Linked DNA regions of Homo sapiens: all the other regions are linked to region 3. Evidence: chromatin loops called from intact Hi-C (ENCODE). Cell type or tissue: PC-3. All regions are shown on one strand.

Region 1 (8,000 bases), 200 kb after region 3:
TGCAGTTACTACCTCTGTTCATGATTATAGCAAAATCAAAATCTTGGGACATAATTTCTGTTAGTGCCTGGTTATGGAAGCAGGTATTCATTTTCATTTGTGCATAGTTATAAAACTTTTCCAGAAGAAAGTGGGAGAATTCCTTTGTTTAAAAAAAATTGGCTTTACAGAGTTGATCTATTTTATCAAAATAGTACATGATCCTTATTAAAACATGCAAACAAAAATAAATTCCACCATTCAGACTCACACAAAATGATGTTTGTTGAAGATCTGTCAAAACCTTCTACGTGCTTCTAAGATATAGACAGAAAGATGAGGAGGTAAGTAGGTAAATATAGGTAGAATGATAGATTGGCAGACAAAAATGAGAATCTTACTCTATATGCTATTTCAAAATAAGGTATAATAACTTTAGTTATACTTGCATTTAAGAAAGTCAAAGAAAATTGAAGTGAAACTGTAAGAATTACTGAACTTTAGAAAAATGCTTCTTCAGTATGGAAGTTCCAAGATATTTTTCAAAAAAATTATTTAAAAAACTAGGAATCATTTAAAAAAACTTTTAAAATTCAATTTTTAACTGTATTTATTGACCCAATGTGATGCAAGATGAAAAAATCAGCATATTCACCATTGTACCATACTCTCAATTTTATCACCTTTCGTCTGTAATCATAATTCTCATTTAATCTTAGTTTTATATTTAAGTAAATTAAATTTTCTTTATTAATACTTCCCTAATGGCTTCTATAGTCCCTATTTCTATATTATTTTGATTTGACTTTTTTTGGCTGAGTTTCATCATTTAATTTTCCTCCCAAATTTGAGAAGGCCTGTCCCTTAAATATATATATATATATATATTATATATATATATATATTTAGATGATATATATATATGATCTAAATGGCAGCCACTGTCATAATTATTGTATTTAATTTGGCTGATTATAAGGAGGCTTCCAACACTTACATACAGAGTTTAACAAGTTGGAAGTTTATTTACTCCTCACATAGAAGAAGTCCAGAACTGGCCTGATGCTTCCATGAATTCATCACAGACCTACAGCCCTTTCAGTTCACCGCTCCACCATTTCTTACAGAATGGTCCTTGTCCTTGTAGTCCAGAAGGCTGCTTGAGTACCAGCCGTCAGGCAGCAGGATAAAGGAAAAATAAATGGGCCTACCCCTTTATTAAGGAAACATCTCTGAAGTGACACACAAGATTTCTGCTTGTATGTTATTGGTTAAAAATTACATGGTTATGGAATATGTGATCTTTTTGCTGATGGCAATTTTCTAGTTAAAATCTTGGTTCTTTTTTAAGGAGTTTTTTTTTAAGGAGTTGAAGCTCCTTTGTATACTTTCTCTATCATTTATATATATTTTTTGTTTCATTCTGTCTGTCTAGCCTTTCCCTCATGTCTTAACCTGCTTTCTATCATACTTTCCTATTTTTGGTTGTTGCTAATGTAGCATTCATTTATAAGATGTTTTCATTTTTTCTTTAATTTATTCCTGTACCAATTTGCTTTATCTTCTTATGTTGTATTTTTAAAATCCCTGTAATATTCTTTAGGATCCATTTTTAGAGCAATGATTTATATCTAATACATTTTATTCCCCTGATCATTTATGTGTTTGTTTATTTGGTCAGTTACTTTTAAATAATGTAATAAACACTTGAAAATCCAAGATGAAAACTAGGTCCTTGTATCTTGTATACGGTAATCTGTATCTAATGGCACAGCTCCCTCATTGCATCCCAGTGTCTCTCCACATTAAAAAAAAAAAAGCATTATCTTAACTCCTGTGTTCATCATTCCTTTGTTTCTTAAATATTATGATATTATATCAACACATATTCCTTAAAATTATATATGTACACACACATATATATATCTTCTTAATGTTGGCTATTTCTAACTTTATAAAAAGGATACCATTCTGTATGTAAGAAACTTTTTAATTTCTGTTATATTGCAGATATCCATATTGCTGTATGGTAGTTCACCTGTTTTGGCTGCTGTATACTATTTTATAGCATGATTATACCATAGTTTATTATCTACTTTCCTGTTCATGGGCAGTGTGAATTATTTCCCATTATTGGTTATTGCTATTGTTTTTGTTTGTTTGTTTTTTGAGACAGCCTTGCTCTGTTGCCCAGGCTGGAGGGCAGTGGTGCAATCTCAGCTCACTGCAACCTCCACCTGCTAGGTTCAAGCGATTCTCCTGCCTCAGCCTCCTTAGTAGTTTGGATTACAGGTGCACACCATGATGCCCAGCTAACTTTTGTAATTTTGGTAGAGACAGGTTTTCACTATGTTGACCAGGCTGGTCTTGAACTCCTGGGCTCAAGCGATCCTCCTGCCTCAGCCTCCCAAAGTGCTGGGATTACAGGCATGAGCCACCATGCCTGGCCTGTTATTGCTATTGTGAATAATGTTACAATAAACCTTCTTCCATACATATCTTGTTGTACGGGTCCGAGAATTTCCTTGGGGTTTATGCCTTGGAGTGGAATCGTTGAAGTATAGAATATGTCCAAAACAGAACTTATTGTGTTACCCTCAAAACATGACTTCTTTCTACTTCTCTGTTTCTGTAACACCCCAATCACCAATCCTTTGACTCCCAGCCTCCCTTGTTGCCTATATCCAATTGATTGCTGAGCCTGAGAAGCTTTTGCTTTCCCATTATATCACCCATCTCTCCTGTTCAAGCTTCATTAATTCTCTCCCCTGTGCTTCCTATTCTTTCTAAATATCGTCGTTAATAATTTCAATCACATGCTTTTCTTGTTCAACTTCTTTCTGTGGCTGCCTATTGACTATGAGTTTAAGTAAACTCCATAATCCAACATTCAAAGCTCTCAACAGAGAAGGTGAGAGTTGGAAGGGACCTTAGAGATCATCTTGTCAGATACACTTACCTACAAATGAGGAAACTGAGGCGCAGATAGGGAAAAGGATTTTATCAAAGTCACAAGGTGATCTGTTTGAACAATTTTATGAGTTCTGCAAGCATTCCAGGAAGAAAGCGAAGAGATGCTTGTGATATTCCGTCTTGAATTAAGGACAGAGGAGTGGAACAGTTGTAGTTGGGACAATTAGCATGATTATATCACAGTGAGAAAAAATATTGAGACTATTGGACTGGTAGAAATGAACCATTAGAAAAATGGACTCTTTTGTTACTATGTTGAGTGTAACAATTGTTGCACTACATTAGGATGTAAGTGTTGTTTGGGACTGAAAGAGTAGAGCTGTGCTCTTTAGTCATTGTGCATGAGAGTCATGTTTTTAAAAGAAGAAACTAGAAAGAGGTGGTGGAGGTGCCCTAGATGAGTGGTATGGGTAGTAGGGTTAAAATTGAAATGTCTCTCTGTCTCTCTCTCCCTGTCCCTAACCCATTTTTTTTTTTTTTTGAGATGGAGTCTCACTGTGTCGCAAGGCTAGAGTGCAGTGGCGTGATCACTGCAACCTCCACCTCCCAGGTTCAAGCGATTCTCCTGCCTCAGCCTCCCGAGTAGCTGGGACTACAGGCATGCACCAGCATGCCCAGCTAATTTTTGTATTTTTGGTAGAGATTGGGTTTCACCACATTGGCCAGAATGGTCTTGATCTCTTGACCTTGTGATCCACCCGCCTCGGCCTCCCAAAGTGCTGGGATTACAGGCGTGAGCCACCACAGCTGGCCAAACCCACTCTTTTCTCAACCACAGGTCAGTTTTGTCAGTCTTGCTTGTGAAATAGTAATGAATAGTATTTACTGAATGCTTTCTGAATGCTAACTGCTATACCTGGATTACCTCATTCAATCCTCACATCAGCTTTATAACTATCCTCGTTTTATAGATGTGCCACATTGGGCAAATAGAGAGTGTAGGACATATGGCCAAAAAGGGAATAGTGGGTCATAAAATGTCACACTTCAGCCTGACACAATTTGGAGAATAGGAAACAAGACCCTGAGTATGCCTAAAATTTTTGCTGTCATTATTTGAGGATAGACTATAGACACTGTAGATGCCTTGTAAAATAGGACAAGTCCTGAGAACCTTGGGATTGAGTTCATGTTAGAAGGACTCAAAATTTATATTAGAGGAGTCTGTCTTTATTTTGTTTTTCTTTGCATTTGTTTCTCTTTTGGCCTCCCTTAGTGTCCAATAAAGCCTGTCTGTTTTGTGGGAAGGTGGTCCAAGGGAAGGCCTTTTGTGTTTGTTTACCTTGAGCCAGAGTGTTTAAGAGGCACCAGCATGCTCATGGAGGGAGAGGACATCTACAGATGAAAGGTGGAAGTCATGGAGATAGCCATCCTAGTACTACAAGAGCTTCCTTCTCTCTCTCTCCTGGAGTGTTCCCTTTCTGTGCAAAAACCTGGAATTCCACACAAGTTCCAACCAGAAAGAACAATGTTGGCTCTTCCAACTGGAATGGTTCATGATACAAAGCAAGTAGGGAAGGTTGTAAGAAAAGATGAAAGCAAAAAATTTTCCCCTTTAATTAAAAAAAAAAAAAATTTTGAGAGAGGATCTAGCATTGTTGCCCAGGTTGGAGTGCCCTGGGGTAATCTCGGCTCACTACAACCTCGACCTCCCAGGCTCAAGCAGTCCTCCTACCTCAGCCTCCAGAGTAGCTGGGACTATAGGCATGTGCCACTATGACCAGCTAATTTTTATATTTTTTTAGAGATGGGGTTTTGCTATGTTGTCCAGGCTGGTCTCGAACTCCTGGGCTCAAGCAATCCACCTGCCTCTGCCTCCCCAGGTTTTAGGATTACAGGCATGAGTCACTGAACTCTGCCTCCTCTTTAAACTGTCAATTAGTTGAAATTAGTAAGTATTGTGAGTCATGATGTGCTAATACAATGGTAGATATGATCCTTGACCTTAAAGTTAAACATCAAAGTTGAAAAGGTAAATATGTACATGAGCAGAATAGAAAACAAGTTAAAAATACATACAAAGCCTGTCATAAGACAACACGCCAAATGATGGGAGCAGATAGCAAATAGGTGATGCAAATATAGCAGGGAGGAAGAGCTCCCTGGCTCTGTAATCTTCCATTATGAGGGAGGAAGGACTTGAGCTAGGTGTTTAAAGAATTGTAACTGTTGGGTAAGTGGAAAGGAAGGAAAAATGACAGAAGCAGAGATGAGGATCAGGAAACATATAAGATATTTTGTAAAAGCAGTGATCGGATCTCTCTGGCTTGAACTATGAGTTCCTTTAGGAGACTAGTAGGCAATAAGACCTAACGGTGAAGGGCTTTGAATGCTAGGGTAAGGAATCTGACTTTACCCTGAAGACATGAGCACTCTTAAAGATTTTTTTTTTTTTAAATAGCAATGAGGTTTAATTTATTTTTATTTTCTTAGAGACAGAATGTCACTAAGTTGTCCAGGCTGGAGTGCAGTGGCTATTAACAGGCATGATCATTGCACACTACAGCCTCGAACTCCTGGGCTCAAGTGATTTTTCCTGCCTCAGCCTCCCAAGTAGCTGGGACTACCAGCATGTGCTACCACACCTGACATGTAAAGACGTCTGAGGCAGGAAGTTAAATAATGAAAGTTACTTTTATCTATTCTTTTCTTTTTTTTCTTTTTGAGATGGAGTCTCTCTTTGTCGCCCAGGCTGGAGTGCAGTGGAGCAATCTTGGCTACTGCAACCTCCGCCTCCCAGGTTCCAGCGATTCTCCCGACTCAACCTCCCAAGTAGCTGGGATTACAGGCACCTGCCACCATTCCCAGTTAATTTTTTTTGTATGTTTTCAGTAGAGACGGGGTTTCACCATGTTGGTCAGGGTGGTCTCAAACTTCTGACCTCAGGCGATCCACCTGCCTCGGCCTCCCAAAGTGCTGGGATTACAGGCATGTGCCACTGCGCCTAGCTGAAAGTTACTTTTTAAGATGACTGGTCAGGAGGGAGGTGTGTTAAGGAATTGTGGTAGAAAAACCTCAACATTTCAACAGCAAATGAGTTTTGAGACTTTTAATGTGTCAAATGTTTAGAAAATTCTGGATTCTTTTTTCTTATGCTAACTGCTGACTTGTGTTAGGGAGAAAGGAGAAAAAAGATCAGGTAGAATTTTATCTAAAGCAGAAGACAGCTACTTTGCTAGCATTTACCCACATTGCTGACATTTTGGGGACAACCAGGGCAGGGGCCACTTCCCCAGGAAAAGTAAAACACAGTTTTCAATACACAGATTGAATACAGGACCTTCAGAATTGGGGAAAAGTAAAGTCCTCAAAAGCCAGAGTGCTGTTCGTTCCTCTTTTAAAATAAATTTCTGTTTCTTTTTTAAAAAGAGAAACTGGTTTAAAATGTCTCATTGTAGTTATATGACCAGGACATTTCATATATAGAGAACTGGTTCTCTTTTCTTAGCTAGAAGTTTCTATAGGCCCAACATGCACCAAGATTCCCTTTGGAAATTAAACACCTCAGATGGGGGCCTCAGCTGCTAAGGACACATGCTATTTGCTCTCAGGAATGGAAGTGTTGCCAAGATCACTAATGGTGATTGCTTGTCAATAATCCCGGGAATGCTCCCTTACCAAGCAGATCTAAAGGGGCCAAATACCTACTCTAGGCCATCAAAGTCAGGTGGAGGACTGATGTAGAACAAACTTCTGCTTGCTAAATTGAAAGCAAGAAGACCCCACTGGGCAAGGTTTGGGATCAGGGTGGAGGTTTCTGGAATAAGGGACATAGAGAGGAGTTCAGGACCATACTCAGGTCTACATACCTAGTCAAGTGCTTTCTTCACTACACCAAGCTGCATATGTACCTACTATTAGGTTTAGAACCTTCTGCCACTCCCTTGCTCCCTCTTTAGCCACCTATAATTGTTTAGTTGAGTGAGAAGTTTTGAGCATAGTTCAATTCGGATCACATGCTGCCTTGGCAATGTGTGATCTGGGGCAGACTTTGCCTCAGAATCAGATTTATATATCACAGGACTCTGATTGCTTAACCTGACATATCCTTGATCTGTCCTAACCTCTGACAGTTGTTATCCATTAACCTACCTGCCCTCTTTTTCTGACATCTGATAACAGGGCCTGTACTTGTATTGGCCTGATACTGTCCAAATATTTGTACCATTGGTGTTCATTGCTCTGAATTAAATTTGCAACAATATGGTGATCCACTTTTTATGTGGTTTCAGGTTAGCTGTTTTCACAGACAAGTCACTCTAGGCAGAAACTGCTATCTAACTTGACATATGAATTTCATATAGCAACCAGCTTATGAGGCCCCATAGGGTGTGGTTCCCTTTGGTTAACAGTATTGACCTGGGAAGCTGGGATCTAGAGGCCAGAACAAATCAATGGGGGGAAGACTCACTGGAGAGCTGATAAAGTTGCAGCTGCTAGCAGTGAATCCAGTCCTGCAAAGGCATCCCAAAAATATGGCCACACAATGCTGGTTGTTGGAGGTACATGCATGTACTTCATGATTGGTGGGAATCGGAGGCCTTCAGAAATTTAGGCAGGGTGGTAGGCAGCTCAGGGAAGTCTGAGACTGGGTAGCAGGGGCCCAGCCACGTGATTCAGTTCAGGGCTGGGTATTGGTGATGGCAATCATGCTTGGAAAGCGAAGGAAGAACCAGGGATCTGGAATTTCCCCAACCAGTGGCTTGCTTACTGACTCTCCTTTAAAACATTCTTCAATTCTTTTGCCTCTGGGGACATCACTAGTTTACCTCCTCCAAACCTGCTCCTCTATCATCTCTGTACTTTGCTATCAACACAAACCTTAGGGCTCTGGTTTTACATTTAGCTCACCCCTTGGAACTGACCATTGAATTATTTTTCCTTCCCAGGATGTCCAGCTCAAAGGTAAGGAAGGAGCTGTTGGCCAGCTTTGTGCATGCTTAGGGCCATCCTGCTTCCAGATACCTTGACCTGGGACCCCTATATACCTGGAAGAAGAGATTGGATGTGATGGAACTAAGTAGTTTACTGAGACAAAAATGAGGTAA
Region 2 (8,000 bases), 170 kb before region 3:
GAGTGAGATGCCGTCTTAAAAAAAAAAAAACTGAAAACTACCATAATAGAGTAACTCAGCATTTCCTAAAGCATGCTCCACAGAACACTATTCCACAAGATAGGGATAAGTGTTTTACATACACATACCCACAAAGACAAGACACAATAGCCAATGAGTTGGGAAAAACTGGGTTAACTAAGTTTAACAAGTTTCCTTATTGCAGGACTTCTTGGGAGCCTTTATTTAACATTAATTTAGTATACGGCATTCCCCAACTTATTCTTTTGTTGGATAATTATATGGGACACATGTTCTGCAGCACATATTTTGAGAAATGGTGTCCTAACATCATAATTTTTATTATAAATATGCTTCTAAAATGTAGATTCATTTTTAATGTCCTGTTTTTCATTGAGAGCTAAATTATTAAGTGTTCCCAACATTCTCCAGAATGGATAGGAAGAACTAAGCTCAATGGTGGCCATCAAGTTTCCATAGCTGAGATCCTCTCTAGGGCAAATCTCACCACACATATACACACACACACAACACATACACGATCACAAAAGACAGCAAAACAAATATTTAAAGCCAAATCAGGTCACAGTTCTAGAAGTTTTGGGATGTACCTGGATGTTGTAGCAAGCTCGCTGCTGAACATGTTTCTGTGGCTGGACATCACTCTCCACTCCCAGAGACCTGACCTCTGTCCTTGAGGCACAGGTGTCAGGCACGGAAAACTGAACAGTAGCAAATGGATACCAATCAGAGGGAATTTCTTGGTCTGATCCAAGCTCTAATTTGTATGACAGACAATGGGGATGATCTAGACCTCGAGGGAAAAAAAATCAAATAGTCAAAGTATTTTAATGGCCATTGAACATTTCTCTTGAACATAAAAGGCACTCATCTCTCTCCTTAATAAGGAATTTCATTAGCACTGCAGCAGTGCAAATTCCATTTAAACAACATACCATGAAAATCTACAATTTTGCACCAACTAGGGGGAAAGCTGTCTGCCATTTTTAAGTACTAGCTTTAAAAACAAGTACAACTTCATTACTATTTTGAATAAGAATGGCAAAAATATAAAAATAAAAAATATATTACTATATGCAGGCACAGATGAACTCCTAAAAATGTTTTCAATTAGAAATATTACTAATATTAATTAGAAATATTACTATATTTAGCAAATTATATTAGTATATAACAATATAATTACTATATTATACTAATATAATTTGCTAAATATTTATTTTAAGCAATATTTTTAATATTAATGTTTAATTTATATTAAACAATATAGTAATATGCTTAAACTTAATTGTTTTCCTTAATTAAAAGATATGAGTAATATTTATATTAAACATAATTATTTGGCTACAATGTGCTCAAGACCTGTACAAGCCTCTTTCTCTTAGACTGAGTAACATCTTATAATTATTAATTTATTCATTTCCTTACCATCTATTTACAGATAACTCAAAAATAAACTTCAGCCCAAATTAAGTCGCATTATTTTAAAATTCTGATTTTTAAAAGTTAAACTTAACTTTCAGAAAATGTTCCAGGCCAAGAATTCTTTTTTCAGTGGAACAAATTATTTTTCCCTACTGTAATTCTCACTCATCCTTCCAAAATACTTTGACTGGAACAGCTATACAGAGTAGAAATGGGCATATTGGCCTTTAATATTTTAATCTAATATTGGTTTTCACTCAATTTGTCACTTATTGAGCATCTGTGCTATGCCAGGCCAGGTTCAGTGCCAGACCCAGAGATACTGGATATATTTCAAAGATTTTAGATGGGGGTCATATAGTGTGTGTGTGTGTGTGTGTGTGTTATAAGGAAATGATCAATATTTTCATTGTAATCACTGCAGCAGCTTTACAAACATTCCATGATTCTGTTGCATTGTTCATAGCATCTCCATATCTAATGTGGCTATCTTTACTTAAATAAATGTATGAGATAAAGAGTAATTTCAAGAACCAGATTAAATTACTGTACCACTGACATAGCTAGAGAAAGAGCATTTCCATCAGAATATAGCTTTAGGCACAAAAACAAGAGTTTAAAGGATTTCACTTAATTCTTAAAAGATAAATTACCTTTCGTTCCATACAACCTGTTTCTTGTAGAGTGACTAATAGAATTCTAAGGCTGTAAAAAGCCTTGAGAAATCATCAATCAGTTAACCAACAGATGCTCATTAGCCATCTCTACCACTTACAGGAAGGGTAGGACAACAGTGGCCTCTGAGGTGCTCTTAACAACCTGATCACTGGAGGCAAGTGATAACTTCATTCTCATACACACACACCCAGAAAGATTGCAAACCCCATTACTCTTTTTAGTCCTCTGTCTGCAGTGAGGATACAGTAAGTTCATTTACACTTACTGCAGGCATTCTTCTGTCTTGTTATGGCAAAGTGGTTAAGGCTAGGGTTACAAATTGCTTATCTCTCTGAGCCTCAGTTTCTTCATCTAAAAATGTGGATAATGAGGATAACCTGAACCTTATAAGGGCTGTTGTGAGGATTAACCAGTTCATATGCATACAGCACTGGGGCAGTAGTATTCTATAGCAATATAGATGAGCCAGACATATTATTTTGCAAAGTGCTATTCAATTATAAAGCCAGTATTATTTAATTACTATAATTTTGCTAATAAAGGGACTGTGAATGTTACACATTCGGAGTTAAAAATTATACTACACATGATCTGATTTGATACTCACACTTTATAAGAAAAAATTATTTGGGGAAATTTTACGATGAAAATTGAAGAACTAAACCCAAATTGAAGACTTAGTGGTACAAAAAATGTCAGAAACAAAACCTTTCTACCTGCTTTTCTTTAAAAATGGTAAAAGCCTTTTTCCTTTCAAGTTTTCTGGCTTATTTTTTAAGGCTTTTGAAAATGCTAAATGCTCTACAATGTTTAGTAACACACTCCCTCTTCAGACTTTCTGCCCCACAGGGACAGGTGTCATGTCTGTCCTTAGCACAATGTCTGTCATGTTTGGGGCTTAACAGATTATTTTCAAATTCACCAATTAATGAATAAAAGATAGAGGAAAATCGTGTTGTCGCAGTGCTGACCACCAGGGGGAACTGTCCAGCTTTGGTCATTGTTCACTCAACATAATTCCTTTTCTTAGGACGGGGAATGTAAATCACAAAATCTTAGGTCTAGTTGATATCCAGTCCCTCCTGAACCAAAATATTTTACACCTGAAACTGAACTGTTAGAGGGCCGAAGGGAAAGAATAGCAAGAGGATGACAGAGTGGAGGAGGAGAGAGCAACCAACGTGCTGATGACAGGGCAGAAGAAAAAAAGAGAAAAGTCGAAAAATTGGGAAGTTAGAGGTAGATATATTTAATTGCTCCTCCACCACTCTCATTCCCCTTAATAATTCTGTGCCACCATATACACCTCCTCTGGCTAACCAGCATCCTCATTTGTCTTCAGCTGTCTTTCTCTTTCTTCCTTTCTCTTTCTCTCTCTATCACCCCAACAAAGCCTAAGCTCCTCTGCTGTCATTCACACCTTAGTATGAATGAAGTCTGTGAGCTAGTGCCTCAGGCAAACCTTTGTTGCAAAATGAAAGACCTGCCCACTGTCAAAGGAATACTAAGCATTGACAAGCTGGTTAGAAGGGACATTAAGGGACCAGCAGCCCTCCCCACCTTTCCAGAAATCACAGGTGATTTCCCCAGTAAAAAAGGTCAATCCTGATCCCTCAAATTCCCAGGAAGGAAAAAAAATTTAAAAAAAAGTTTTATAATTAGAACATAGTAGACTAGTTTATATGTTCTTGCCAGGTGCGGTAGGTAGCTTATACCTATAATCCCAGCACTCGGAAGGCCAAGGCGGGTGGGTTGCCTGAGCTGAGAAGTTCGAGACCAGCCTGAGCAACACGGCAAAACCTCATCTCTACCAAAAATACAAAAAATTAACCAGGTGTGATGGCACGTGCTGTGGTCCCAGCTACTTGGGAGGCTGAGGTGGGAGGATGGCTTGAGCCTGGGAGGTAGAGGTTGCAGTGAGCTGAGACCTCGCCACTGCACTCCAGTGCTATTCATTCAGTTTCCATTTTCGAAGTATCTTTTCAAATAATGCAAAGTTTTCCGAGACAATCTTGAAAAGGATAAAATTTTAAAGAGCTTTTTAAAAACTTTATGTTCTCTAAATACACAACTGATCTAAAAGTCATATAGAAAAATAGAGATGCATTCTGGGATCCTGCTATTCTAAGCGTATTCCTTGGGCCAGATGCATTGGCGTCACATCAGCACTTGTTAGAAACACAGTATTCCAGATCCCACTTGCTCAGTCAAAATCCACATTTTAACAAGGTGATTCCTGGGCCCACAAAAGTTTGAGAAGCACTGCCTTAGGACAAAGATTTCCTCTCTGCTCCAACCTTATTATTACCCTACTTCTCAAGAGGCAAATTAGCTTATAGCCTGCCCTGGCACCCTCTCACTCTCTGCATTGCCCTCCCTACCCCCTCAACGGAGAAGCTTGGGGCAGGGCCCTGTAATCCCAGAAATGTCCTGCCCCAAGCCAGGCCCACAGCTGCACCATGCCCTCTGGACGCCACCTGACACAGCCCCACTGTGTTTTCCCTGGGCCTCCTCTTTGTGCACAGACCTGATCTCAATAAAGCAGCTGTGATCCCAAAGGATTTGTTCAGTGAATTATCACTGTGTAATTGACTGAAATGCCTGTAAAATGTTGTCCTCTGTGGGCCTGGTGATATGACGGTTTTACAAAAGAATTCCTGAAGGCCAAGATCAGGTCCAGCCAGTTTCCCTGGAAATGTCCATTCTTGTCATTGTTCTTGGTGAGCTCCACTGCTAATAAATACTCATGGGAGGCCGGACGCAGTGGCTCATGCCTATAATCCCAGCACTTTGGGAGGCCAAACTGGGCAGGTCACGAGGTCAGGAGTTTGAGACCAGCCTGGCCAATATGGCGAAACCCCATCTCTACTAAAAACACGAAAATTAGCCAGGCGTGGTGGTGCGCACCTGTAGTCCCAGCTACTTGGGAGGCTGAGGCAGAAAAATCTCTTGAACACAGGAGGTGGAGGTTGCAGTGAGCCAAGATGGTGCCATTGCACTCCAGCCTGGGTGGCAGAGCGAGACTCCGTCTCATAAATAAATAAATAAATAAATAAATACTCATGGGAGAGCAATAACAGAGGTCTGGAAGACAAAGGCATATGCAGAGCAGGGAGGAATGATCTCTGCCTAGGGGATCACGTCAGTAGTTCTCAACCCCGGCTGCATGAGCCTTTATAAACATCAACACCTGAGCCTCATCTTCATAGAGCCCGATTAGTAGGGGATGGGGCCCAAATATGGGTATGTGTTTGAAGCTTTAATGATGCTAACATGTGGCCAGGACTGGGAAACAGACTTTAAAAGGATGAGTGATGAGAAGATCCCAGGCTATCTCGGCTAATGGCACCATTGCCCACCTATCCACCACAGCCAGAGCACCTGACCTTGTCCCATTCCCTCCCTTTCCCTCATGCCCATAGAGAATCTGTCATCACTTAGGGGCACCTCCCCTGAATTCGCTCACCCATCTCTTGCCTCTCTCTCTCTGCCACTGCCTTTGCTCAGCAACCCTTACCTCCTCCCAACTTCCCTGTGTCTATAATCTACTCCTAAATCTTTCCTCTGCACTGCATGCCAGCCTTTCTGAAACAAGATATGATTCTGTAGCAGTCATGCCGAAAACAACCCCGAGGCCCTGTTGACAGATAAACTTCACACCCCACAGCATGGCCCACAAGGTCTTAATACACTGGTCTCTTCCCCGACCACTCCCTCAGCCCCAAAACTTAGGTAAGATCCCCCACCCACACACCTGTGGTTCTGCTGTTTCTTTCTTTGATGGAAACTCTATTGACTCTCCCAGCCATCAGCTCTTCAGCGAAGCCCTCCCTAGTCCCCAGGCAGTTTATTACCCTTTCCTCTGGGATCCCTAAGTGCATATGTTTGTCCAAGCCTGGAACTATGCACTTTTCCACAGTGCATTTGGGTAGCTGCTTCAGAGTCTGTCTCACCTTCTAGACTGTTAAGTTTCTGGTAGAGTAGGAATCATGTTTGTGTCTGTATCTCTTAAACACTCAGCACAGAACCTATACCTAGAAGAACTTTAGTAGATGTTTGTGGAGTAAATGAGTGAGACTCCTTCTCAATAAATTCTTGTTGATTGAATCAGTTAACTACACCAATGACTCTGAAAAAAATGCAGTATTATAAACAGGATCATTTTCACAAAAAGCTTCATACGTGTCTGCACTCCCAAAATTAGAAAAGATGATTGGTATGGGTTCTCAGTTTGAAAAATAAGTGTGGTTACCCTGGCCAGGCTTTAGCCAAGTGCTTATTTCCTTCAGGGCCTCCCGGAGCACCTGCTCTAAGTAGAGCAATAGGAATGGACTACAAAGGGAGCCTGTGCTCTTGTCCCTCTCACACCACGTGGGCAAGCCCACAGCCTGAGCCTATTGTGCTTCTCTCTCAAAAGCATAATTACCACTTCAAGTCTATGCAAAAACTGCTTTGGACCTTTTGTTCTAGTCCTCGAGACCATCTCTAGGATCAACGGAAAACAACAGGAGTTAGTTTATCACCCAGATTTCAGGGGAAACCTGCAGATCCAGGAGTTTCCAATAGGCATTCCAGCCTGCCTGACTTTCTGCCTGCCTCTCTTTCCCTTTTTGTTGAGCAAAACAAAAGCTAATACTCTGATTTTGTTTAAACCCTCTAACCTAAAACTAGCACAAGTAACTTTTAGAATAGACCATTTGGAACCTTGTATGAAGACCTTAAAACTGGTTTCTCTGGCATGATGATGCAAATGGTTCAATTTGCCTCTCTAGCCAAGTTATAAAAGAAAGCAGGGGCCAGGCACGGTGGCTCAAACCTCTAATCCCAGCACTTTGGGAGGCCGAGGCGGGTGGATCACCTGAGGTTGGGAGTTCGAGACCAGCCTGGCCAACATGGTGAAACCCCATCTCTACACAAAATATAAGAAGTTAGCCGGGTGTGGTGGTGCGGGCCTGTAATCCTAGCTACTTGGGAGGTTGAGCCACTAGAATTGCTTGAACCCAGGAGGCAGCGGTTGCAGTGAGCCAAGATTGCACCACTGCACTCCAGCCTGGGTGACAGAGCAACACTCCATCCCAAAAAAAGAAAAAAAAAGAAAGCAGGAAACATCATCTCAGTGGATTATATCATAGAAGATACTGACCTTCCCTCCCATCACAGCAGAGTTGATCAGAATGTGCTGTTTGAGACCATTTACTGTGACCAGGCTGCACCATCACCACCTCACTCTGCCCTAAGCCTGAGCTATCCTTGCTAGTATGGGGGAACTGAACATAATTAATCTGAGTCTTGAGAACGCTGTGGGGTGAAATTTGGCATTAATGAAGAAGGGTATGGGGTGTCAGGAAGAAAGACAATGTAGGAACTTCCCTTCTGCACAGGGTCCTGGAGCTCCTCAGCTCACTAGGCCTGTGTCTCTCACCTGAAGGATCCTGCCCATAGCTCAAGCTCTCATCAGTCAACAGGTGTTAAACCAACAAACAGAGAGTCATGGACAAGGTGGTCCCATGGCCTCCAGGGTACGGGCAGTGCTGCCCCTCAAGTCAATTGTAGTCTGGGGCTTGTTCTTCTGGTTCTACAACTTTACAACACCTGGAGAGCAGTGTTCTTCCCTCTGGCTACACCTTGTATCTGGAGAGATCTTAAAATACTTGGAATCTGGCTCCCTCCCCACCGCCCACCCCCGCCAGAGATTCCGATTTAATTAGCATGAAGTGAAACCTAAACATTGAGATGATTTAAAAGCTTTCAAGTTATTCTAATATAGTCAGGTTTGGCCAGGCATGGTGGCTCACACCTGTAATCCCAACACTTTGGGAGGCCAAGGCGGGTGGATCACTTGAGGTCAGGAGTTCAAGACCAGTCTGGCCAACATG
Region 3 (8,000 bases):
CTGGAGCAGGCTCATACATACTGGCTCTCTAGAGCTGTTAAATTTTCAGAAATTGTGCAAGCCACTTGTTAAACATAGTCATCATTAAAAATTAAATTATATAAACTTACAATTAAGTTATATTACAAAGATAATAAATACTCAAAGCTCATCCCTTCCTTATTTTACTCTATTTAATCATTATCTATGCTTGTGACGTTATTTACCTCTATTGTATCTGTATAGTGGAAATACTATATAATGGTGTGCTATGCATATCTTTGCAACTCGGCATTCAGTGACATTATTTTGGCAGGTTGAAACAGGCCATGGTGGTTGTATTTGCACCACGGAAATAGGCAAATGTTACCAATCAAACCTTCTCCCTTCCCCCATCCCAGAGCCGGTTATTTGTCACCTGCCTATAGGGCAGGTGATATCTGACCTCAGGGTGTTGCCAAGCGCTTCAGGGTGTTCTTTGTACATACCACAACAGAGACCATAAATATCTGACCAAAGCAAGTCCCAGGAACCAGTGAGACAAAATTCATCTATTAGGCCCCTTGAGGCCTCATAGTGTCTGGGTCTAATTCATCTTTGTTTTACCAGTGAAGTGAATGCTCAGTAAATGTCTACTCAATAAAACGAATCCATGATTTCCTCAAGGGGAAAAGTTAAATCTAACTTGATTAAAGCCCTCTAGACTGCACAATGACTAGTACTTTTATCTTCTCAATAACTTATCACAAACATTAATTCAATTTAATTATTAATTTAAATCGATAAGAAATGTTCCCTAAATGTTAGTAGTTATTATCATTACAATTATAACTGTTTAGCCCAGAGTGGATCCAAGTCCATTGATATGTCAATGTTTTTCTATATTATGTATCTTTTTCTTAAAGCAAGATGAGGGAGCTCTCATACTTACATTTTGAATAATACTTCATTATGAGAGCTTTTCTTGTCTTAGCTTTTAGAAAGTTTCTAACAATCAGCCAGATTAAAACTTTTCACTAGCAACTAAAATTGCTAGTGAATTAAAACTGCTAGTGACACATGCAATTACAGACAAATAGTTACACATTTTCCCGCCTTTGCCAAATGACAATGACGGAAAGTTGATAAAGGAAGCTTCTTTACAGAAGAATTCCAGATAATAAATGTAGAGAGATGACAGAATTTCAAAAGCCACTATTTTGTAATCCTTAACAAAGGAATTTATTCAAGGTAAAGATCATCTGAAGCCAAAAGATGAGAGGTTGATGGAGGATACAGTGAGGAATCAGGCCTCCACTCCTTAGATCTACTGATCAGTCTTATTGTCTTAACTGCAAGTGGGGCAAGCATGCCACTTACGTGCTTTCTAATGAGATGCAGGATAAACAATATAGCATCACTTCTGAGTCATTCTTGCCATAGTGACTAACGTGTGTCTTCTCCAGGTTTTATTTTTTTATTTTGAGACAGCGTCTGACTCCATCACCCAGGCTAGAATGCAGTGATGTGATCTCAGCTGGCTGCAACCTCTGCCTCCCTCCTCCAGGTTTTAGATCCAACTTTCAGTTTATAAAAACTCCAGCATTTTCCTTCAGAATTTTGACTAGGCTCAGTGGCTCATGCCTGTAATCCAGCACTTTGGAAGGCTGAGGCAGGAGAATCGCTTGAAGCCAGGAGTTCAAGGCCAATCTGGACAACATAGGGAGACCCCATCTCTACAAAAGATAACCTTTTTCTAATGCTTAGCTGGGCATGGTGGCATACACCTGTAGTTCTAGCTACTTGGGAGGCTAAGGTAGGAGGTTGGCTTGAGCTGAGGAGTTTAAACCTGCCAGTAAGCTGTGATTGTACCACTGCATTCCAGCCTGGGTGACGGAGTGAGATCATGTCTCCAAAAAAAAAAAAAAAAACAACAACAAACAAAATCTAGAAATCAGAGCAGGGACCAGGTAAGTGATACCACAAGGAAGCTGACGGGTATGTGCAGAATATTGAACTATTGGACAACTGAACAAAAAGGGAGACCAAGAAGTGCTTTAGATGAGACAAGTTTTTCCTCATAAAGCTAAACATAAGTGTACACTCTGAAAACATATGTCCATAAAAAGATTTATGCAAAAATATTTATAGCAGCTTTATTCATAATAGCCTAAATTGGAAACAATCTAGATGCTCAGTAAGAGGAGAGTGCATAAACAAATTGTAGTAAATGCGAGCAATGGAATGCAACTCAGTAAAGACACAGATGAACCTCAAGAATATCATGCTGAGCACAAACAGCCATACTCAAAAAGACTACACACTGCAAGCGTGCATTTTATATAAAATTCTAGAACAGGCAAAACTTATCCATGGTGAAAGAAATCAGATAAGCGGTTTGGGGGTGAGGACACAGTTCGCTGCCAAAGCACAGGTGGTAACTTTCTGAGGTGATGGGAATGTTCACTATCTTGATGAGGGTGTGGGTTACCAGGTGTGAGCATTTGTCAACACTCATTAAATTGTATGCTTAATACCTGTGCGTTTCACTATATGTAAGGATAAGTCAGTTAGGGAGGAAGGGGAGGACAAGGAATGGGAGGTGGAGAGAGAGAGAAGGGGAGGGAGGGAGAGAGAGGAGAAAGAGAGAGATAGAGAGACCTAACAACCAGACAACTGCAATAAGTTTTCAAGAAAGCCTAAATGTAGACTGTTTGTATGGTCATTTAGATCAGGGGTGTCCAATCTTTTGGCTTCCCTGGGCCACAGTGGAAGAAGAATTCTTTTACTACACATAAAATACACTAATACTAACGATAGCTGATGAGCTGATAAAGGAAAAATCACACCAAAAAATCTCATGATGTTTTAAGAAAGCTTACGAATTTGCGTTGTGCTGCATTCAAAGCCGTCCTGGGCTGCATGTGGCTCGCAGGCCACGGGTTGAACGAGCTTGATTTAGATGACTCCAAGGAATTATAAAATGTTCTTTTTTTTTTTTTTTTTTGAGACGGAGTCTTGCACTTTCGCCCAGGCTGGAGTGCAGTGGCCGGTCTCAGCTCACTGCAAGCTCCGCCTCCTTGGTCCTCGCCATTCTGCCTCAGCCTCCCAAGTAACTGGGACTACAGGCGCCCGCCACCACGCCCGGCTAATTTTTTGTATTTTTAGTAGAGGCGGGGTTTCACCGTGTTAGCCAGGATGGTCTCGATCTCTTGACCTCGTGATCCACCCCCGTCGGGCTCCCGAAGTGCTGGGATTACAGGCGTGAGCCACGGCGCCCAGCCTACATAATGTTTTTGATGAAATAAGGGCGTGTGGCTATGTAAGAACATGCCAGCCGGGTGCGGTGGTTCACGCCTGTAATCCCAGCGCTTTGGGAGGCCGAGGTGAGCAGATCACTTGAGGTCAGGAGCTCAAGACCAGCCTGGCCAACATGGAGAAATTCTGTCTCTACTAAAAATACAAAAATTAGCCGGGCATGCACCTGTAGTCCCAGCTACTTAGAAGACTGAGGCGGGAGAATCGCTTGAACCTGGGAGGCGGAGGTTGCAGTGAGTCGAAATCGCGCCACTGCACTGCAGCCTGGGGGACAAGAGTGAAACTCCATCTCAAAATAAAATAAAATAAAATAAAATCGGATACATAAAGCAAGAGTGACAAAAACTTGATATTCCAGAACTTGGGTGGTAGGTATGTGGGGATTTATAGTTCTTTTCACTGTTTTGTGTATATTTGAAAAATTTCAAAATAAAAAGAGAGGCTGCCTTAGGTAAACAAAGACAGTATATAATACCCACAGTGTCAAAGCAGAAAGTATATGGACGCTCTCAAAAGTTATTTCTCTTATCAGACCAACTCTCCCTGCTTTCTTCCTGCCTTGGCTGATGATTTACCTTTTATTAAAATTCTCACATTCCAATACCTTGATTACTAATGGTTATATTAATCACTTTTATTTCATATTTCAATCAACAGATCAACATTTATTATTAGCCATGAATATGTGCCGCTGAGAACGTCCGGAAACCTCCTCCTCCTCCCGTTCTCCGTTCCACCCAGAGGAGTCGCTCCCCAGAACGGTCCTTTCTGCCTGGTAGAACCTCGTATCACCACCAGGGGGCGTGCCATCACTGAATTTGCTCCGCGGCTGCTTCAGGAAAGATAAAATCAGCCCCGCAGTCTGAGTAACTGGTTACCAGGGTTTCGGCGCACCCAGGACCGGTGTTTGTCATTGTTTAGGCACGTCTCTGGTGACTTCATTCCACTATACCCAAGTCTTTTTGGGGAAACAATTACCCTATTTGAACAGAACAAGTAAGGCAAATTGGTAACTGGAAGATGACTAGGTGCTTCTACAGGATGTGTTGGGACATCCTGTCTTCCCCTGGGGCTTAGCTTTGGGTGTGGACCCTTCCTTCTCACTTGATGGTTGGGAAAGGATACCCCCCTCTCTGCAGGGGCACAGCCCCTTCTTTGTCCTGGATAGGCCTGGCTAGCAGAGCAGGAGTGAGCTGGCCCGTGTGGACAGGGGCGTCACTGGGGACAGACGAGGGGCCTCGACCTTCAGAAGCCTCTGTGGCAGGGAAGACCCCGAAGATGGCGGGACCGCTCTAAACTGCCAGGCGCTCTGCAGGCTCGGGCGCCCATTCTCTTGCACACCCCTGGGCCTCCCGTTCCCTCTGGCCATGCACTGAGTGCCTGCTGGGCTCCAGGCCACCTTCCTGCTCCGTGAGCCAGGGCTTTAGAGGACACAGGGCTTGAGCGGGAGGATGAGAGAGGGAGGGCTTCTCTCAATCGCAGATCTGATCCTGCCACTTCCCGCTCAAGAAAATCCTTTAGAGGGGGCAGCTTCGGATGGCTCCCTGTGGCCTCCAGTAAAAAGCAGAAGCCCTGTCATGGCCTAGGGGCCTGCACAATCAGCCCCTCCCTCCTCGGTGCCACTCTGCGCTGCCCGTGTTCACTGCCCTCCAGCCCGGGCGGCCTCTCGGTCCCCACTGCCCTGTGCTCACCGAGATGCTGTTGGCTCTGCCTGAAGAGTTCCTCTCCTGGACCCCTCCGTGCTCCCAGCCAAAGGCCTCCCCTCAGGCATTCTTCCTGCATCCTGAGCTTTTCCTTGGAAGCTTCTGCCACAACCATAACCCCATGCTTCCGACTCCCCCACTAGACTCTGAGCAACACAGAAACAACAGCATTTCCATAAAACCTTTTGAAAAACTGAAAATACTCTACGCATCCATCACGACCTCAAGCAGTGAACCAGGTAGCTGAGGCTTTGCTTTCCAAGAAGACTCCAAGGAAAGTGGCACAAAGAGAAAGAAAGTATTTGGGAATGAGAACCCTTCCTGAAGCCTTGGCATCACACCACGGTCAGCAGTCTTCTTTCCCTGTGTGTAAAGCTGACCCTAGCCAGGGATCAAGGGAGATCAGAGCTTATGAAAGGCAGGAGTAACGGCTGAGCAGAGAAGTGGCAGGAGCATGATAGTCATAACCAGACTGCTCAGAGCATAGAGTCCAGAAGCACCCCTTTTGCCTCCCTCTATGATATCTCCCAGTCCCTCCCTGCTCTAGGCCTTCCTAGCAGAGCTATCACCAAAGGGGGCCTCTGGAGGAGAAAAGGAATCAATGTGAAAAATTAAATTCTGGCTACTGTTCCTCTATACATTCATATGTTCATTTAATAGACCAATGGGGTGGTGCATGTGCCAGGCACTGGGATAGGTGCTGGAGATGGCTTTGAAGAGCTCAGACATAGCCAGCTGATGGGGGAGGCCATTAGTAAGAAAATCATTATGGTGCAACAGAAGCACTTTAGCAGCTTCATGTACAAAGAGGACTCCACTAACATAGAGGGACAAAAGCCTGGACCTTCTGGGGATGGAGAGGAGGAAGGCAGGAAGGTGCTAAGTTTAGGGAAGATATACAGAGCAGGTGGGCATTTGAAGATCAGGTTAGCCGGTCAGCCAATAAATGCTTACTGAGTGCCTTCTGGGTGCCAGGCACCCTTATAGGTGCTGGAATGCATCAGGGAAGAAAACAGGCCCTGCCCTCATGGAGGTGGTATTCTAGTGGGGTGGCGGGGAGGGATGCCGCGCATAAATATGAATAAAAAATAGAATAAGTAAGTGCATTCTATAGCGGGTTAGAATGCTGTGGGGAAAATAGAACAGTGTAAGGAGGTCAGGAGAGTTGGAGAGGGGTTTAGCATTTTTGGGGAGGTGGTCAGGTAAGCCTCAAGGAGAAGGTGACATTTGAGCAAGAACTTACCATAAGAGAAGGAATAAGCAGAGCCCAGGTATGGTTACCTGGGGGAAGTGATCCAGACATGGGGAGCAGCCAGGGCAAAAATCCCTGACGCTACAATGTGCTGGCATGTTTGAAGAGCAGCAAGGTCAGTGTGACTGGAGCAGAGGGCAAGGAAGGAGGAGAGAAGGTCAGATTGCAGAGGGCCTTGTGGGGAGTTTTAAAGACCTGGACTTTGACTCTGAGAGAAATGTACCATCATAGGAGCAGCGGTATGCTGGCCAACTAGGTCTCAGAAAAATAAAAATAAAAAGCCCTGGTTTGTAGCATTTGCCAATTTCTGTGGTAAATCTCCCACCTTGGCCTATTTCAAGCCATGAGTGTGGCATTCCTGACCACAGATAGGGGAGAGATGTGCAGGATTGGCCCTCACTAACTAATGCTTGCCATTCCAGCCCACCTCTGCTTTGGAGAATTCTGAGCAGAGATATGACATGATCTGACTGTGTTGCAAGGAGGTCACTCTGGCTGCTGTGTTGAGAGCATACAGGGGGCCAGGGAAGCAAGGGCAGAAGCAGGGAACATTTAGGAAGCTCTTGCAGTGATTCAGGTAAGAGAGGACATGTTCAGAGATTAGGTATTCACTACCAATATGGTGACTCAAAGGCAGATTCTAGGTGTTTTCTGAAGGCAGCATATAGAAGCCCACCTGGATGTCTTGGCAGACAGGATGTGGGTTATGAGAGGAGAGCAATTCAGGGTGGCTCTAAGCTTTGATAGAAGTTTTAGGGGGAATGGGAGGAAAGGCATTCTAGGCATAGGGTACAGCATGTGAAAAGCCACACACATAAGCATACATTCTATTTGGGGACAGAAATGAGGAGTGTGGCTGTTGAACCAGTTATGTGAGCAGAGGGAGCAGATAGGGCTGGTAAAGAGGGTCCTGTTCAGGTGTACCCCAGACAGGAGCCAGAACTTCCAGGCAGTTTTGAAGATATTCCTCCTCCAGGACCGGGAGGAAAATTCTTTTTTTTCTTTTTTTGAGATAGGGTCTTACTTTGCTGCCCAGACTGGAATGCAATGGCATGATCATGGCTCACTGCAGCCTCCACATCCTGGGCTCAAGTGATCCTCTTACCTCAGCCTTCTGAGTAGGTGGGATGACAGGCATGCACCACCATGTCTGGCTACTTTTTAATTTTTTTGTGGAGATGGGGTTTCGCCATATTTCCCAGGCTGGTCTTGAACTCCTGAGCTCAAGTGATCCACCTGCCTCGGCCTCCCAAAGTGCTGGGATTACAGGCATGAGCCACCGCACCTGGCCCCACAGAGTCTTTCTGCACAGCACTTGCAATTGTATTCCAGGTGGATCTTGAACTTCAAACCCCATCTATGCCACAGAATAGTTATTACTTACTCAGATGCAGTCTTGGGATGTTTTTCCTACTTAGATGTTTTGTTTTCCCAGTTAGCCTGGTAGTGTGTGTTCAGGGGCTGACCTAGCCAGGGCTGAACTCACAGAGGCTCTCAGGGATATTTATTGTATTCAGATGACCCAGGCTCCAAAAAAGCAAAGAATAGATATTCAATGTTCACGCTCAGGGTCTGAAGGGGGTATCCATCTGTCTCCACCAAAGATGGAATTCCTTTAAAAGGACCATAAGTGTGTGTGTGTGTGTGTGTGTGTGTGTGTGTGTGTGTGTGTGTCTTTGTAGGTATGTCTGTTTTTGAGGATTAAACATATTAATAACAACTCTCATTTATTAGATGCCTACTGGGCACCAAGAACTTGATATTCTTAT
Region 4 (8,000 bases), 76 kb after region 3:
GCTACTGAAAAATGCAGCTCTAGACTCTATATTGAGTAGATGGAGAGACTGTCTGCTCCTGGGGGAGGCACAGAAAGACTCACACCTGAAGCACAGGCATGCAGAACCTGTTTAAGACTAATGCTGGAGAAGAATCAAGGATCCTACTCTGCCCCATCCAAAAGCCTTGCTCCAAGTAACAAGCAATAGCAATCTAGTGCTGTAGGAAGGGCAACAGAGAGAGCTATCTTACCTCTCTCCCAACCTCAAATGTGGCACAAGCTAGAAGATGAAGTTGTAGCAGTAATGCTGAGACAAAAAAGTCATCTATTGCTCCAGGCCTCACTTTAAACACAAAGTATTGGCAGTCCATCTCTGTAGGAGTCTGAAGAGTGTGGTGTACTGATGGTAATTACTGCAACCACAAACACTCAAAACTCTTCTCAATTACTAACTAGACTGACCAATACCTGTTCACACTAACAGCCTAACAGAGTAGAGGCATGCCTATTTCTGGGTAGAAATATTACATACTTCCGTCCCTGCCATTCTTTTGCAATGTCTGATATTCAATCCAAAATTATAAAATACATACAAAAACAAGAGATTAAAACAGTCAGCAAAACCAGATCCAGAGATGGACCAGATATTGAAACTGACAGACATTATATAATAACTATAATTAATATGTTTATGGATCTAGTGGGGAATTTTAGCAGAGACAGAAACTTTTTTAAAAGGAAAATGAAAACATTAGAAATTAAAAACATGAAGAAGTCCTTCATTGGGGCTTATCAGCAGAATGAACACAACAAAGAAAAACGGTGAACCTATAGAAAAATCAATAAAAATTATCCAAACTAAGAGAGAAAGAGTGGAGGAAAGGCAAAGCAATCAAGAGGTAAGACAAATAGCAAATGGTCTAATATATTTTTACTTGGAGTCCTAAAAGTAGGAGTGAGGCAGAAGAAATATTTGAAGAGATAATGAGCAAAAATTTCCTAAATTTAATGAAAGGCAATAAACCATATATTTAAGAACCACTGAGAACCCAAAGCAAGATAAAAATAAAGAATAACACATCTAGGCCCTCTATAGTCAAACTGCTGAAAAACAGTGATAAAGAGAGAAAGAAAAAATACTGAAGACAGCAATTAAAAAAAGAGACATTACATAAAGAGGAATAATGACAGCAGACTTCTCACCAGAAACTATGGGAGCCAGAAGACAATAAATCATCTTTAAAATACATAGAAGAAAAAAATGTCAACCTAGAATTCTAAACCTGCACCCCACAAAAAAGTTTAAAATAACCATTGCCAGCAAAACTGAATAATGAGAAATTTTAAATAAACTTCTCCAGGCAAAAGGAATTAATCCAATAGGGCATCAGGTGCCAAGCAACTTTTTCTGTAAAGAGCCAGTTACGTGAAATGGTATAATATTATTTGAAGGTGGACCAATGATAAATTAAAGATGTATACTGAAAACCATATAGCAACCACTAAAATACATAAATAATCAGGCAATAGTAGAGATAAAATTGAAGCATAAAACACACACACACACACACACACACACAACACCTCGGCTGGGCACAGTGGCTCACACTTGTAATCCCAACACTTTGGGAGGTCAAGGTGGGTGGTACTTGAGGTCAGGAGTTCCAAGACCAGTCTGGACAACATGGCAAAACCCCATCTCTATTAAAAATACGAAAATTAGCAGGGCGTGGTGGCACACACCTGTAGTCCCAGCTATTCTGGATGCTGAGGCATTAAGAATCGCTGGAACCCAGGAGACGGAGGTTGCAGTGAGCAGAGATCGCGCCACTGTACTCCAGGCTGGGTGACAGATCGAGACTGTCTCACAAAAAAAAAAAAAAAAAAAAAAAAGCACCAAAACACCAAAACCAAAAGTGAAGAACACCTCATCCCACAAAAGGCAGGAAAAGTGGAAAAGAAAATCAAATAAATAGCAAGGTGATAGATTTAAACCCAACCATATCAATTTCATTAATTTAAATGGTCTATACTTTGATTATAAGGCAGAGATTATCATATTGAATAAAGAATCAAATGCTGATAGTTATAGGAACACTACAGAAACTAGAAACAAAGAACTAAAATAATAAAAAGACTAATCTAGGTACCTATAGTGGACAAAACATAATTCTGCTAAATTTATATCAATATTTAAGAAATTTTAAAACATCTCAAGTGAAAACAAATGAATATAATTCAGTTCAGCTGAAGTAATTTGACTTGACTACTTATTGTCTCCCCGATTTCCAGATATTTTAAGGGCTCCATGTTAATTAGTCCCCCCACCTCACCAAATATAGCAATGTTCATAAACACTGACCTTGCCATGGCTTCTTTCCACTTTCTGAAAACATTTATTCAGGGACAGATTATGTCGAACAGAATTCTTCCAGCCTGTTGGTGCAGTAGCAAAATATGGAAAATGGTCCAGAATCCAGCTATAAATTTCTTTGACAGGCAAACATTTATTTGGAGAGTGCTCAATGGCCATATAAATGAGAAGACTAAAGGAGTATGGGGGCTTTGAAGTCGCTGATTTTTTTTCTGGGTTCTGGTAGCAAGCTGGTCCAAAGGATGGCACATCATCTCCCTCTATGTCATACAATGGACTAACAATTGGAAGACCCTCACTTCCGAGGCTGAAGTTTGTTAGAAGATTAGTGCTTTCATGAAGCCAGTTCAAGTTTGTGAGTTCATCATCTGCTGACTCACTGTCCACTAGAGTGGCCTTCGGCCTGGCAGCATCAACAGCTTCAGGCAAGCTTCCCATTTTGTAAATCTGGCTTAATCCTGCAATCTTTTCAGCTCCTGGGGTTTCAGCTCTCTTATCTGGAGTCATTCCAATTACTGGACCCATTTACTCTTACAGTTCTGCAACAAAGGAAACAATTATCAATGTAATACTTTAGATTCTTAAACTCTGGGAAAAAGAAAATACATATGTAAATATCCCCAAATCAGAGAAATTTTGCAATCAATTGTCCCACATAATATTTAAGCACAACATTTGTATAATGAAGATACTAATGGTTATAATACAAGGAAAATAACTTATATTAGTTGAAATGGCTGTAAATAAAGTGCAGCTTTATAGGACCAGGTGTATGGGTGATATTAACACAATTAAATAGTGTATTTTAAATACTTAGTAAAGTACCTAGCCCACACTAATCACCTAATAGGAAGTGGCTATTATTACTTAAAGTGGACAGGCTATTTCTTTGAACTATAAGACTTTATACGTATCTTAAGAATCTATGATTTTACTATATACAAATAGTTGAATCTTGAAAATAATAAATTTGAAATATTTAAGCAATATTTTAAAATAAACCCTTTCCTCAAATCTCAAATATTTACTATAAAAAGAAACTATGTATACTATTTTTACAGCACGTCATACTAAAAAGAGATAACATTTTTATTTCATTATTTATTTTGAATCGACAAATAATGATTATATATATTTATGGGGTACAATGTGATATTATGATACATGTATATATTGTGAAATGATTAGATCAGGCTAATTAATATATCCATCACCTCATATACCTATCTCTCTTTGTGGTGAGAACATTTTAAATGGTCTTTTAGGAATTTTGAAATATACATTATTATTAACTACAGTCATCATGCTATGCAATAGGTCACTAGAACTTACTCCTCTTGTGTAACCAGAACTTTGTACTCTTTGACTAACATCTCCCCCTTCCCTACACCCTCCTCCTACCCCCACCACCCATATCTGGTTACCAACCATTCTACTCTATACTTCCGTAAGTCTAACAAGATAACACTTCTTATTCACTAAATTTATCATTAGCTAAATTAAATTCACTATAAGTTATCATTTCTTTTTAAAATCCCAGTACTTTTAAACTCTGCATTCTATATCATCTCAAGTACTGACATTTCAAGGCTGGCATTCTCTTAGTAAGGTATGAACTGTCCCTGTACTTTCAAGGAGAGCGAAAAATAGCTGTTACTATTCTTTTTTCATTTCTATTTTCTCAAATTATTTTTGTTTTGCACTTTAAACACCCTTCTATTCAAAAACTTTATCATGAGACAATAACAGACCAGAGAAGAAAGCAACAGGCTAATGTGCTATTTAATTAATTTTCAATGGCTCATAAAGATAACTCATTTCTAAATTCAGTGAAAAACCGACTATTATCCTATTCAACCCACTTATGCTTGTGTAACTGAAATAATTGGGGGGGGGGGGTACCTCCAGAGTTTGTTTTGCTTAAGACATAGATGGCAGGTTACTTCAAGAATTCTGAAAACCGGCTAATTTTATTTCTACTTTTTATGTCAGTTATGTAAAAGAGAAAACTAGTTAATTTTAGATGTAGAACAGTTTATCTGGATTCTGGGAGCTACCACCAGAAGTAGTTAGCCTCAGAGCACTCCATTAGCAACAGCCTTAGATAATACTTTAGTGCCCAGGCATTGTGCTAAACAATTTACATATGATATCTCAATTAACTGTCAATTAAACCCTATAAGGTAGGCACTATTATTAATTCAACTTTATTGATGAGGAAAATTAATCAGAGAGGTTAAGCGTAAGTGGAACTGTCAGAATTTAAATCCAGGCAGACTGACTCCAGAAACAAAACTCTAACCACAATATGTGCTGGCAACAGTATGTACACAACACCCATGAGCACCAATGACTCAAATCCTATTCATTTTAAATCTTAACAGCATTCTTTCCATATCCAGTTCTTATCTCTCTCCTGTGCACCCATAACTTGAAACATCACAACACTGTAAAAAGGAAAAGATCAAACGATAACGGATTTGGTTTCTGTTTCAATCTCTTATGAAAACCACACATAAATAAACATTCACATATATGAGCACACAATGTATTTCAGAACTGATATCCTGTACTATGTAAGTGACCAAATTATTCATTTTATCAAAGTCTCTCTATTCATAGAGACTTAAAAACATGACGAATGAGAATTGAATAATGTCTTGCTTCCTTAAAAAACAAACAAAAAACCACTCTTTAGTGTACCCAGTGTTCAGTTAAAGAAGGGAGTGATTAATTTCTAATGTCTCACTTTTGCCTTGTCACTTAAATCTCCATCTATCTTCCATTACATCTAGAAATTAGAAAGTACCAAACAGCAGTGGCTAACATTTGCTGAGATTTTACTACATTACAGATTCTATGTCATAGGCTTTAAAATGCATCATCTCTACTTACTCTGAACTACTCCTTAGTTCAATAAATGCCCTTCCTTTCCAACTGTGAATTCCATGAGGAGGCAAGAGTCTTTTTTTTTTTTTAAAGAGACAGGGTCTCACTCCGTCACCCAGGCTGTAGTACAGTGGCGATATCATGGTTCACTGTAACCTCCACCTCCTGGGTTCAAGCGATCCTCCTGCCCCAGCCTCCCAAGTAGCTGGGACTACAGGCACACACCATGCCCAGCTAATTTTTAAATTTTTTTTATAGAAACAGAGTCTTGCTATGGTTGCCCAGGCTGGTCTCAAACAATTGGCCTCAAGCAATCCTCCTGCCTCAGCTTCCCAAAGTGTTGGGATTACAGGCATGAGCCACCATGCCTAGCTGGGATAAGAGTTTTTTACTTTTGCATTCCTAATGAATCTTTTCAAAATGTTGAGTATGAGTAGACACTCAAATCATAATTATTTCAGATGGAAATGAACTCATAATACAAATTATTTGTCTATTCTGCAAAAAGGTGCACTAACTGCCTTGAAGAGTTAATTTATTTTGGAAATGAATCCTTAATGGTAGGAAACATCCTAAATGGTAACAATAAAAAAAACTGAAATTCATTGTTAATAAGGAAATGGAAATGAAGTAAGCCATTTCCCTAAGGTTCTAAAGCTAATAAAAAGTGGAGCCAAAATTATAAACGAGGCTAAGTTCAATATTCAAATTTCTGGCCATTAGAGTCACTCTCAATCGCTCAAGAAACTTGAATTTTTATCAATACTACTTAAAACAGAAATAGTGAGTTTTATTAACGTAACATACTCAAAAATCAGTCTCCTGATAACTATTGACTAAATTTTCTCATAAGTAATTTAAATGGTTGCAAGTATGTTATTCCTCTGAATTACAAGTTTACAAAAAAATTTCATTAAGATGTAAAGAAATAGTATGGCAGCAAAATATGCCAAAGAGTTACAGAGTGTTAATCCAAGCAAAGTTTAAAAACCAAGTATTGACATTATTAAAAACCAAGTGCTGACATTATCTTAGTAAGGTTTGAACTGTCATTGTGTTTTCAAGAAGGAAAAAAAGCCGTTTATAAACTATCCTTATAGAACACTTTAGAGCACTATCCACTTAGATGAGATCAGGCATGTTCAGGGTGCTATGACCGTAGACAGAGCACTATCCATTTGGAACACCAAGTCCACCACAATGGATAAACAGGCAAATGATCTTTTCTCACATATTAAATACAAATAGCAAACAAATACATAAATTAAAAAATTATATAAAAAACTTATTTTAAAAAATATAAAATAAACAATTTTGGGCAAGGACCTAGGGCCATTTCGGAAAGCTAAATGGAAATGTGTATCACGAATTATTAAAAATTTCATTCTTTGACCCAACAATTCCAAATGTGTCACTTTTGTGAAATAATCTTATGTAGGGAAAAAGATATTCCCTTCCCAACCCACGATGTGTGGAGGGACACACAGATATTCATCCAAGAATTATTAAAGATAATGGAAAACTATAAACAACTTACATTTTCTATAACAGAGAAATGGTAAACTAAAGCCCAACTATTCAATCTAATATTTAGTAGCCATTAAAAATTACTGACTTGAAGAATGTGAATAAATTAAAAAGCTTATAAAAACCAGTGAAAAAGTAAAAAATACATACAAAAAAGAAAACGGTGATTTATATTACTAATTTTTGTCTTTGTTGTTCTATTTCCCAATTTTTCTTTAATGTGCTTATTATTTTTATAGTTTAAAATTAAAACAATAAGCTCAAGGGAGAAAAGGCTGTACTACATTATTTTTAGATGTAGTATTTCCATTTCACACACAAAAATCAAATCTTAAAAAGGTCATGGACTTATCAGAGAGCTCAAGTCAAAAACAGAAGCCACCTCTTATATTCTTAGTACAGCTTGTTCTGTTACAAACCTTTTCCATAACACGAATTAGCCCATTGGTAAATAAGGGAATGATTTTAGTATAATGTAAGTCATATTGGTTTGTACATGATTCTTCTCAGCCTATGTTTTTGTACTACCAAACAACAACAGCTGAACCCGAAATAGGCTAACACAGTGGAAAGCAGCAAGCTGCTGAAAAGACAGTACGGTACACAATTCTCATTCAACCCATGTTCTTCCTCTTGGCACAGCTTGGCCACATGCTCTTTCTTGGAAGTGTTTAATGAGCTCTTCTTTCCAAATCTTTATGCATTTTACCCTGGCATCCATCATCCTGTAGCTTCAACCCTTCCTTGCACAGTGTTCATGTTCTTTTTAAAATCCTAAACTGACCATATTACTTGTTTGTGACAAATTTCATATATGTTTTAATATATTCTAGTATTCTCATTAAGATTTATTTTTGTTAGCATTCTGGTTACAAAGCTGCATATTTTTCACTTTTGAGTGAGTTGGCCCATCAGCTGTGCACAATTTTAGTGTGTTCAGGAATATATAAATATGCAATATTACTACAAAAAGATCTGTATATTTCACAATAAAATCAAGAAAACTTTCTATTTTATTTATTTTAAAAATTATAGTCTTATGAGAAACTACATCTTAAAATGAAATGAAAACATTCACTAGCACAGCATTAATAATATGCATGGTCAGTTTGCTTCATAAAGCCAAATGCATAAATAAAAGGAAACCTGGGCCTATGATGTAACATTTCTTTTTATTACTCCTTTAAGAACAGTATTTCAATGAACCACATAAAATTGTGATACATAAC

What was found. Peaks named below come from ENCODE experiments on the same cell type or tissue, not always from the same donor. Only the 100,000 strongest peaks of a DNase experiment are listed, where the experiment ranks them.
Region 1: it touches region 3 in a loop (8-fold over the local background); 8 of 110 quality-filtered maps call a loop at or near these places.
Region 2: it touches region 3 in a loop (6-fold over the local background); 7 of 110 quality-filtered maps call a loop at or near these places.
Region 4: it touches region 3 in a loop (4-fold over the local background); 13 of 110 quality-filtered maps call a loop at or near these places.

The regions. Positions count from the first base shown.
Region 1 is chr2:48,219,022-48,227,021 of GRCh38, reverse strand. No RefSeq gene overlaps it. Among named protein-coding and RNA genes, the nearest start is that of FOXN2, 92 kb to the left of the region's middle. In PC-3, no CTCF peak of the experiment used is centred here; a DNase peak (open chromatin) is centred at 4,961; H3K27ac peaks cover 409 bases.
Region 2 is chr2:48,584,467-48,592,466 of GRCh38, reverse strand. It overlaps STON1-GTF2A1L (STON1-GTF2A1L readthrough), which reads right to left. Exons shown (of 11, transcript NM_001198593.2): 3 at 612-814. It overlaps STON1 (stonin 1), which reads right to left. Exons shown (of 4, transcript NM_006873.4): 3 at 612-814. Among named protein-coding and RNA genes, the nearest start is that of GTF2A1L, 29 kb to the left of the region's middle. RefSeq lists an enhancer at 6,300-6,934. In PC-3, a CTCF peak has its summit at 3,092 (motif pointing right); DNase peaks (open chromatin) are centred at 3,116 and 4,776.
Region 3 is chr2:48,416,990-48,424,989 of GRCh38, reverse strand. No RefSeq gene overlaps it. Among named protein-coding and RNA genes, the nearest start is that of PPP1R21, 20 kb to the left of the region's middle. In PC-3, a CTCF peak has its summit at 4,053 (motif pointing right); DNase peaks (open chromatin) are centred at 1,409 and 4,169; H3K4me3 peaks cover 368 bases; H3K27ac peaks cover 1,529 bases.
Region 4 is chr2:48,341,095-48,349,094 of GRCh38, reverse strand. FOXN2 (forkhead box N2) reads right to left here. Exons shown (of 7, transcript NM_002158.4): 3 at 2,344-2,894. The coding sequence starts at 2,880. Among named protein-coding and RNA genes, the nearest start is that of FOXN2, 30 kb to the right of the region's middle. RefSeq lists a silencer at 4,749-4,808. In PC-3, no CTCF peak of the experiment used is centred here; a DNase peak (open chromatin) is centred at 4,744; H3K4me3 peaks cover 1,381 bases; H3K27ac peaks cover 3,037 bases.